Linked DNA regions of Homo sapiens: region 2 is linked to region 1. The links are chromatin contacts, found by Hi-C or POLR2A ChIA-PET in ENCODE. All regions are on one chromosome and are shown on one strand. Each heading gives the region's core, a stretch centred on a gene start or an enhancer-like site at or near the end of the contact. The rest is flanking DNA. Distances are from core to core; before and after follow the strand shown. Region 1 has its middle 32 kb from the start of PARK7. Region 2 holds the start of SLC2A5 (solute carrier family 2 member 5).

Evidence for each region. A loop is a pair of places that touch in the nucleus more often than their neighbours do. ChIA-PET counts read pairs that join two places held with the same protein, here RNA polymerase II (POLR2A). Pooled maps may share reads with other maps.
Region 2: a loop to region 1 is called in a pooled map, with 6 times the contacts of the local background. The contact joins the promoter of SLC2A5 here to the enhancer-like site in region 1. A Hi-C loop is called at or near these places in 1 of 37 single-sample maps with no recorded cell type and 3 of 50 pooled maps. POLR2A ChIA-PET finds 5 or more read pairs at or near these places in 1 of 52 experiments (CD8-positive, alpha-beta memory T cell).

The regions. Positions count from the first base shown.
Region 1 is chr1:7,991,213-7,996,582 of GRCh38, reverse strand. No RefSeq gene overlaps it. Among named protein-coding and RNA genes, the nearest start is that of PARK7, 32 kb to the right of the region's middle. RefSeq lists an enhancer at 4,215-4,745. Within about 2 kb of position 2,347, at least 3 of the 41 ENCODE cell types and tissues checked have a DNase peak (open chromatin) inside an H3K27ac peak, as active enhancers do.
Region 2 is chr1:9,065,805-9,071,166 of GRCh38, reverse strand. It overlaps SLC2A5 (solute carrier family 2 member 5), which reads left to right and starts at 1,532. Exons shown (of 12, transcript NM_003039.3): 1 at 1,532-1,663. The coding sequence starts at 1,631.

The sequences.
Region 1 (5,370 bases), core at 1,098-3,597:
CATGCCTGTAATCCCAGCACTTTGGGAGGCCAAGGCAGGCGGATCACAAGGTCAGGAGATTGAGACCATCCTGGCAAACACAGTGAAACACTGTCTCTACTAAAAATACAGAAAATTAGCCGGGCGTGGTGGCGGGCACCTGTAGTCCCAGCTACTCCGGTAGGCTGAGGCAGGAGAATGGCACGAACCTGGGAGGCGGAGCTTGCAGTGAGCCGAGATTGCACCACTGCACTCAAGCCTGGGGAACAGAGTGAGACTCCATCTGAAAAAAAAAAAAAAAGATAGGACTTCAGCGTAACTGTGATTCCAAAACTGTACAAAGACAGTACAAGAAAGGAAAGTTTCAGTTCAACTTTACCCATGAGATGTAAAAACCCTTAAATTACATACTTATCAAATAGAACCTGGTAATGTATAAAAACATAATGACCACATTGGGTTTACTTCAGGCATGCAAGACTAGTTCATTAGAAAATCTACTGACATAAGGCTGGGCGCGGTGGCTCACACCTGTAATCCCAGCACTTTGGGAGGCCGAGGCGGGCAGATCACAAGGTCAGGAGATGGAGACCATCCTGGCTAACACGGTGAAACCCCGTCTCTACTAAAAATACAAAAAAATTAGCCAGGCGTGGTGGCGTGCACCTGTAGTCCCAGCTGCTGGGGAGGCTGAGGCAGGAGAATGGCATGAACCCGGGAGGCAGAGCTTGCAGTGAGCTGAGATCGCGCCACTGCACTCCAGCCTGGGCGACAGAGCGAGATTCTGTCTCAAAAAAAAAGAAAAAGAAAATCTACTGATATAATTCACCATGGTAATAGATTAAAGGAGAAAAGCCAGAAGATGTCACTGATGATGGAAAACCATTCAATAAATTTCAACATCTACTCATGACAAAAACTCTTAGCAAACCAAGAATGGAAAGCGTACTTTATTTATTTATTTATTTATTTATTTATTTATTGTATTATTATTATTATTTGAGACAGACTCTAGCTCTGTCACCCAGGCTGGAGGGCAGAAGAAAGGTCAGAGAGACTTGAAGGGGATCCGGACAGGCCACCACAGAATATGCGACTTTGACATAAAGATTATTTTGAGCTGAAGGCAATTGAGAATCAACAGATCCAGAAAGAGTTCTCTGCCCTCCCCCTTTTTGCCTAAAAGCAGGTCATAAATTTGATCACACCAGTGTACTCCAGCCTGCGTGACAGAGGAAGACCCTGTCTCTTAAAAAAGTAAATAAGTAAATAAAAGTATCTGTATTTCTATATACCAGCAACAATCAGAAAACAATTTAAAAAAGGAATTAACAATGAAAAAGAAAGGAAGGAAGGAGGGAAGGGAGGGAGGGAGGGAGGAAAGAAAGAAAAAGGAGAAAGAAGGAAAGAAGGAAGGAGGGAGGGAGGGAGGGAAGGAAGGAGAGAGAGAGAAAGAGAAAGGAAGAAAGAGAGAGAGAGAAAGAGAAAGAAAGAGAGAGAGAGAAAGAGAAAGAAAGAAAGAGAAAGAAGGAAAAGGAAAAAAAGAGAAAAAGAAAAGGAAAGGAAAGGGAGAGAGAGAAAGAAAAGGAAAGAGAGAAAAAGAAAGAAAGGGAGAGAGAAAGAAAGAAAAAGAAAGAAAAGAGAAAGAAAGAGAAGAGAGAAAGAAGAAAGAAAAAAAGACAGACCTAATAATACCAACAATAAATCCAAAAGATGTGTAAACGCTTAATGGGGAAATTACAAAACTTTATTGAAAAACATTAAAGTTGGCTTATGCGTGGGTCAACCATAGTGGCTCACGCCTGTAATCCCAGCACTTTGGGTGGCTGAGGCAAGTGGATCACTTGAGGCCAGGAATTCAAGACCAGCCTGGTCAACATGATGAAACCCCATCTCTATTAAAAATACAAAAGAATTAGCCAGGCATGGTGGCACATGCCTGTAATCCCAGTTACATGGGAGGCTGAGGTGGGATAATCGCTTGAACTCGGGAGGTGGAGGTTACAGTGAGCTGAGATCGCGCCATTGCACTCCAGTCTGGGAGACAGAGTGAGACTCTGTTTCAAAAAAAAAAAAAAACAAATCATATCAGCAGCAACAACAAAAACCCGATTCAAAACTGGGCAAAGTGCACACTTCAGTAGCACATATACTAAAAATGGAACAACACAGATTATTAGCATGGCCCCTGGAAAAAAAAATTTAATGGGCAAAGCACTTGAATAGACATATCTAAGATGTACAAATGGCCAATAAGCAGATGAAAAGATGCTCCACATCATTAGTCATTAGGAAAATGCAAACCAAAACCACAATGAGAATGACCATATGATTCAGCAATTCCACTTCTGCGTGTATACCCCAAAGAATCGAAAGCAGGGTCCGGAAGAGCTGTGGACACCATGTTAACAGCAGCATTATTCACAATAGCTAAGAGGTGGAAGTAACCCAAGAATCTATAAAGGGATGAAAGGATAAGCAAAATGTGGAACATACATACACTTAAATTTTATTCAGCCTTAAAAAGGAAGGAAATTATGGGCTAGGGGCAGTGGCTCACGCCTGTAATCCCAGCACTTTCAGAGGCCAAGGCGGGCGGATCATTTGATGTCAGGAGTTTGAGGCCAGCCTGAAGAACACAGCGAAACCCCGTCTGTACAAAAAATACAAAAATCAGCCTGGTGTGGTTGCGCGCGCCTGTGATCCCAGCTACTTGGGAGCTGAGGCAGGAGAATCGCTTGAACCTGGGAGGCGGAGGTTGCGGTGAGCCAAGATCACACCACCGCACTCTAGCCTGGGCAACAGAGCGAGACTCGGTCTCAAAAAAAAAAGGAAGGAAATTCTAACACATGCCACAACATGGACGTTGAGGATGATTTGCTAAGTAAAATAAGCCAGTCACAGAAAGACAAATACTATGTGATTCCACGGAGAGGAGGTACTGAGGGTACTCTCATTCACAGAGAGAGAAGGTGGAATGGTGGTTGCCAGGGGCTAGGGGTAGGGGGAAGGAAAGTTAGTGTTTACTGGATACAGAGTCTCAGTTTTACAAGATGAAAAAGAGTTCGGGAGATGGATGGTGCTGATGCTTGCACAACGGGATGAATGTATCTAATACCACCGAACCGTATACTTAAAATGGTTAGGATGGTACATTTCATGTTGTATGTATTTTACTGCAATAAAAAAATTTAATGGGGGAAATCCATTAATAGAGGAATGCCCAGGAGTTTGAGACCAGCCTGGACAACATAGTGAGACCCCATCTCTACAAAAAAATACAAAAAAATTAGCTGGGTGTGGTGGCATGTGCCTGCAGTGCCAGGTACCTGTAGTTCCAGCTACTGGGGGTGAAGGGGCGGGCAGCTGAGGTGAAAGAATGGCTTGAGCCCAGGAGGTGGAGGCTGCAGTGAGTCTTAATCGCACCATTATTCTCCAGCCTAGGTGACAGAACAAGACTCAGTCTCAAAAAAAAAAAAAAAAAGGTTAAATTACAGTGTGGTTATACTATAACATTCTGTTCAACCATTACATAAACAAAGTGGACTTGAACATGAGCAGATTTCTAAGACATACTGTTTCAAAAAATTCAATTTGCAAAACAATATACTCAATAGGATCCTATGTATTTTATTTTGTTTTTATTTATTTATTTATTTTGAGATGGAGTTTTGCTCTTGTTGCCCAGGCTGGAGTGCAATTGCGTGATCTCGGCTCACTGCAACCTCCGCCTCCCGGGTTCAAGCGATTCTCCTGTCTTAGCCTCCTGAGTAGCTGGGCTTATAGGCGCCGGACGCCAGGCCCAGCTAATTTTTGTATTTTTTTTTTTTTAGTAGAGATGCGGTTTCACCATGTTGGCCAGGCTGGTCTCGAACTCCTGACCTCAGGTGATCCACCCACCTCGGCTTCCCAAGGTGCTGGGATTACAGGCATGAGCCACTGTGCTCGGCCTTACTTTATTTTTAAAAAATTGACACAATAATGTACAATCTCTGTGTATGTATAAAACATAATGTGTGTGGATGTGTGTGTAGAGTTACATATTTGTAAATTCCTAGAAAACAGACTGTAAGCGAGACCTCAAAGTGGGACTTTGGGGAAAGGAAGAGGAGGTAGGGGAGGGAGGGCGGGACAGAGAACTTTCAAGTCTTGCTTTATGTATTCATGTATCATTTGAGTCTTTCCCAATGAACAGGTATTGGTGTATTTGTTGTATAATTACATTTTTAAGTGCTTTAAGACCCAGGTGGCGCTGAGCTAGATGCCTCATGGACTAATGACATGGTATTATCCACCATCCGGAGATAATTTACTCTTTCATAAGTGTGCTGAGTGGCTGGCATTCCTCAATAAGGGATGTAGAAGCATAAGCAAGTATTAGAAAAGAGGATGATCTCACTCTTGCCTGTGACCTTTGTAAGTTTTATTCTTGCACTGATTTACTGCTGAAGCCCAAATTTGAGGCCTGACCATCCTTTTATTACCATCATCCTTTAACTTGCCCCCGGCTGTCAAGTTATCTGTAACAAAGCTTCCTCCCAGTCACCCTACCTGCCTCAGCTAGTCACTCAGCAATGCAAATAGAGAGAATTCTGCATTTTGTAAGACTGACCACATAGCACAGTAGGGCCCCAGGCGCCAGGCAGGCAGGGCCTAAGACCGCCGCACAACAGATACGGAGGGCTGGAGGGAGGAATTTTCAGGACCAGGTGAATACGGGACTGTCGCCAGGCCACATTCCATCTAGGTCTAAAAAACAAGGAAACAGCCTGGAGCAGCGGCTCACTCCTGTAATCCCAGCACTTTGGGAGGCCGAGGTGGGTGGATCACCTGAGGTCAGGAGTTCAAGACCAGCCTGGCCAACATAGTGAAATCCCATCTCTACTAAAAATATAAAAATTAGCCGGGTGTGGTGGTGGGCGCCTGTAATCCCAGCTACTTGAGAGGCTGAGGCAGGAGAATCCTTTGAACCCGAGAGGCGGAGGTTGCAGTGAGCGGAGACCGCACCATTGCACTCCAGCCTGGGCGACAAGAGTGAAACTCTATCTCAAAGAAAAAAAGGAAACATAACTTTCTCTTCAGTATACTTTGTGAAATCTTATTCTCTTCTGGAAAGAAGAAATCTGAACCAAGCACACTTGTTATGGCTTACTTACCTTTGCTTGCCTTTAAAGAAAACCACTGAAGCAAAGATGTGAAATCTAAAGAGGGCAACATCTCGCTCCTGGCTGCTGTCTTCCAACACAGGCTCTCAGATTTTACCATCATCAATCCAAGTTTTGTGTCTGGAGGTTGCACCTCCATTAGCCACAATTTTGTCTTTTCTTCTTTATTTTTTAAGACAATGAACTTTCAAGTCTCATGTTATTTTTAAGCCAAGTAAAAACCTCC
Region 2 (5,362 bases), core at 283-2,782, 1.1 Mb before region 1:
AGGTGCTGGGATTACAGGCGTGAGCCACCGCGCCCGGCCGGATTCTTCTTTGTGTTGGATTGCACACCTGTACCCGTCTCCTCACTCCCCCATCGTTGATTTCCTCTCCCCACCCTACCCCTGCAATTAAAGTGCATTTTCTTTGGAAACTTTTTCTAGATCTTTGAAATAATTGGAAACCTCTGGTCTTGCTATGCGTTAGTCACAAGTCAGTGTGCTAGGACAGTGATACGCAGAAGAAAAAGACAGGCAGTAGCTGGTGAAAGGGAATGCTGAGTTCTCCCTTGTGAATAGGGACCCCCCCGACCCCCCAACACACACACACACACAGACGGCCACGCTGCTAGGCTTCTCACAGTCTCCCACCCTGAGCAACCCTGGGGATTTGCTGCTAATGCAAGGAACAGTGCCTAACACAGGCTCCCAGTCTCTGCTTGTTTAAAGATGCATGAGATTCAGAATCAATCACTAAAGTAACTGGATTTACGCCACAGCAAATAGAACTGGGAGTATGTTCTGTAAAGATGAAAACCTGTGGGACTTGTGAGACTTTGGATTTTGGCCACTTGCGCTGGTGTGCCCTGTGGCAGCTGAATGAGTGCCAAACATGGGGGGCTGACAGTGGCCTGGCCTTGAGATGGCCGGACCCGGACCAGCAGGTGTGACTCATTTTCCCTGCCCTGCCTGGAAAGGGGTTCGAGGTATTTACCACCTTCCCAGTAGTGATGAATACACAGAAAGTAACATCCCTAGGTCATTCTGAGCTCCTTAAAATGGAAAATAAGAGGCCGGACACGATGGCTCACGCCTGTAATCCCAGCACTTTGGGAGGCCAAGGAGGGTGGATCACTTGAGGTCAGGAGTTCGAGACCAGCCTGGCCAACATGGCAAAACCCCGTGTCTACTAAAAATATAAAAATTAGCCGAGCGTGGTAGTGCACGCCTGTAATCCCAGCTACTCAGGAGGTGGAAGCAGGAGAATCGCTTGAACTCGGGAGGCGGAGGTTGTAGTGAGCTGAGATCATGCCACTGCACTCCAGCCTGGGACAAGAGCGAAACTCCGTCTCAAAAAAAAAAAAAAAAAAAAAAAAAAACAGAAAATGAGAAACTTTCCCCAAACAGTATTACACGGTGACTTGGGCAAAACTGACTCTCCACCAAGAGACACTTGACTGTAGTTTTCCTGGCAGGGAGAGCATCTTTGAGGTCTCTAGTGGCCCAATCTGTTGCCCTCAGATTACCTGGTGTCATGTAGGGTGGAGGACAGCTGTTGTTTGCCATGCGTTCCTGACAGAAATAACCCTTCCAGTCATTCACCATGAGCCTGACTGGTAGAGACTTTAGCAATGGGGAAATACCGTAGACTGTTCCATCAGGACAATGCTGGGCCTGCAGTCCCCAGGGGGCACCCACTTACTTAGCCAAACCCCAGACGTTTCATTTAAAAGCAGAAGTGAAAGGAAGACCAGGTTCCTGAAAGGGTTATTCTGACTTAATCTGGCTATAAAAATGCTATTGGCTGTTATTTGGCATGGCCAAAGTGCACCCAGAATGTCTTCTCTCTCCATTCAGTGCACGCGTTACTTTGGCTAAAAGGAGGTGAGCGGCACTCTGCCCTTCCAGAGCAAGCATGGAGCAACAGGATCAGAGCATGAAGGAAGGGGTGAGTGTGTTGCTCAGGGAAAGGGGCCAAGAGCAGGCTTGGCTGCCAGGGCCTGTGCAGCCTTCCTGGAGAGTCGCTGGGGGGCTCCTGGTGTTGCAGAGGGAACTCTGTGTTGGGAGGGATTATGGTGGGGAGAGGGGGAAAGTCTTGTCCAGCAGGTGGTCTTTTATAGGGAGGAGAGAGGTTTAGAGACAAGTGCTCTGTGGAAATCATTCTACTGGAACAGCCTTTAACAGCAGGATCTGTAACTGAATGGAAGAGACCCAAAGGATTCATTTGTCCCAACTTGAACCAAACATGTTAGCTGCAAAATCCTTCTATGGTTGGTGAGATGTTTCGCTCTGCTTTCGTTTTGCTTTTGGCTTCAGGGCAGTTAATTTTTTCAGCAAGTAACATAGCTGAGCTGCATGAAAGCAAGATAAACTCAGAAAAGGCGTTGCTTGATTTGAATTTAGTTCAGATCTGTCACGTAGGTTTCCTGCCTTTTAGATCCTGAGGCTCCCTTGTTTTAGAGAGGAAAGATTTTCATGGACTCCTGCAACGTAATTGCAGTTTACTTTCTAGATTCCCTTGATTGAGGAAAATGCATAATGTCAGAAAAGTAACACTGACTTATTAACACTTTATAAGAATTTGCATTTATTCATCACAATAGCATCTGCTTATATTTGGAGTGGAGGAAGGATAGTGCACATTTTTGCAAAACAGCATTTGTTCAGGCATGGATGTGAGACCCTCACCATAGGCAGACTGGAAACATGCTCTGTAGCACATAGATTAAGAGTGGGTCTTGGGAGGCTGAGGTGGGTGGATCACCTGAGGTCAGCAGTTCGAGACCAGCCTGGCCAACATGGTGAAACCCCATCTCTACTAAAAATACAAAAATTAGCCAGGCGTGGTGGCAGGTGCCTGTAATCCCAGCTACTCAGGAGGCTGAGGCAGGAGAATCACTTGAACCTGGGAAACAGAGGCTGCAATGAGCTGAGATCACGCCATTGCACTCCAGCCTGGTCAACAAGAGCGAAACTTCATCTCAAAAAAAAAAAAAAAAAAAGAGTGGGCCTGGGAAGTAGAAGCCCCCAGGATTCATTCCTGCTCCATCCTATTCTAGCTGTGGGACTTGGGTAAGTTCTTTAACTCTTCAGTGCCTCAGTTTTCTCATTTGTAAAATGGGAGTAATAACCATACCGCCTCATAGGGTGCTGGAGCAATTAAATGAGATAATGCATGTAAAGTACCTGGCACAGAGTGAGTTCCCCGTAAATGTTACTACTTTTCTTTCTCTCTCTCTCGCTTTTTTTTTTTTTTTTTTTTGACACAGAGTCTTGCTCTGTCACCCAGGCTGAAGTACAGTGGTGCGATCAAGGTTCACTGCAACCTCCACCTTCTGGGCTCAAGCGATCCTCCCACCTCAGCCTCCCAAGTAGCTGGGATTACAGGCATGCACCACCACACCCGGCTAATTTTTGTATTTTTAGTAGAGATGGGGTTTCACCATGTTGGCCAGGCTGGTCTAGAACTCCTGACCTCAGGTGATCCGCCCGCCTCGGCCTCCCAAAGTGCTGGGGTTACAGGTGTGAGCCACCGCGCCCGGCCATCGTAAATGTTACTACTTTTCAATCATTCTTTAGGCTGGTTTCTCCACCTCCGCGTGATTTCCATTTGGCACTGGCTAACGCTTCGTTGTAGGGGCTGTCTTGTGTGTTATAAGATGTTTAGCCGCGTCCCTGGCTCTACCTTCTAGACGCAGTAGCTCCCTCCCCCAGGAGTGACAACCGATGTCCCCGAGAGGGCAGAATCCACTCCCAGCCCTCAACTGAGAGGCACTGCTTTGGAGTCTACTCAGCCCCTTCGCTTGGGTCATCTTGTTTGTCTTACAACTAAGAAAGTGTTAGACAAATCAAGTGTCATCACCTCCATTTTATAGAAAAGAAACGGAGGTGATGAGGACTTAGGTGTTTGGGGTCCAGGGAGGTCCTCCGCTGTCCAGAGAAAGGCACAACTGCCACGTTCCCCACGTCCACCAAGTCCAGCTGCAGAAAGGAATGGAAACACCCCCACGTGGCAGGCCCTGAAACTGAGTAACACATTGCGAAAGGAAATGATTCAGATGGCCACATGCGAGAGGCATGGGCTGACCCAGCTGCCTGCTGCCTCAGCCCTCCAGGGAAGGAAGCCTCCTCTGGGCCAGAGGGATGAAGGTGGGGATGGGCTTCCCGCTCCTGAGAGCAGCCTGCCCCTTGGGGAGAAAGCTGGGGCGTGCTGGGCTTCCCAAAACACTCTGAAGGAAGCGATCCCAATGGTCTGTAAGAATCCGGGAAATCATTAAGTGCAGCCGAGAGGGGAGGTAGGAGCCAAGGAGAAATGCGGGGGCAGGCGAAGGCTACAGAGGCTGCGCGGTCCGGGGAGGAGGGCGTCTGGCAGTATGGAGCCAGCTGCCTGCCCCTCAGTGGTTGTGTGGCAGTGGCCTCACTGGCCTTTTCTCTTCTTTTTCTTTCTTTTTCCTTTTTTTTTTTTTTTAATTTTGAGACAGGGTCTTACTCTGTTGGCCAGGCCAGAGTGCAATGGTGGGATCATAGCTCACCGCGGCCTTGAAGTCCGGGGCTCCAGCAATCCTCCCACCTCAGCCTCCCGAGTAGCTGGGACTACAGGCATGTAGCACCACCCTTGGCTAATTTTTAAATATTTTGAAGAGACGGGGTCTCACTATACCCAGGCTGGTCTTGGGCTACTGGGCTCAAGTGTGCCTTCTGCCTCAGCCTCCCAAAGTGCTTGGATTGTAGGCCTGAGCCACTGCACTCAGCCCTGCTTTTCTCCTATGTAGAGGGCAAACACTGACATCTATCAGATGTGCACCAAGGACTTTCTGCCAGGAAGAAAAGACTGTTGGTCTGAAAGAAAAAAAAATAAAATGGATTAGGAAAAGAAAAAGGTACAACAAGGTATTTTACAACTACATAAGAATTGAGGGCCAGGTGCAGTGGCTCTGGCCTATAATCCCATCAGTTTGGGAGGCCGAGGCAAGCGGATTGCTTGAGCCCACAAGTTTGGGACCAGCCTGGGCAACATGGCGAAACTTGGTCTCTACAAAGTGTACAAAAATTAGCTGGGCATGGGGACCGTGCCTATAGTCCCAGCTGCTCTAGAGGCTGAGGTGGGAGGATCGCCTGAGCCTGGGAGGTAGAGTTTGCAGTGAGCAGAGATAGTGCCACTGCGCTCCAGCCTGCGTGACTCCAGCCAGAGTGAGATTCTGTCTCAAAAAAAAAACAAAGGATTGTTGAATAAAGTTCCCCACCTCAATAAAAAGATGCCGAAGTGCTTTGGAAAATAAAGACACATTTTTGTGGAGTGGCTCCACCAGCAACTAGTTGAGTATCCTAGAGCAACTGACACCCCTCTGTGCTCTCCGGGTCCTCACTGATATTCATTTGTAATTAATGGATTAATTAACCCATTTGTAACACCTACTACAGACCAGGCATGGTCCTAAGTGTTCTATACCAGTGAACTCATTTATTCCTGTGGTGGTATCATTATCCTCAAAAAAAAATTTTTTTTTTGAGGCAGGGTCTGGCTCTATCACCCAGGCAGGAGTACAGTGGCACAATCACGGCTCATTGCAGCCTCCTGGGCTCAAGAGATACTCCTGCCTTGTTTTTAAATTTTTTCGTAGAGACGAGGTCTCACTATGTTGCCCAG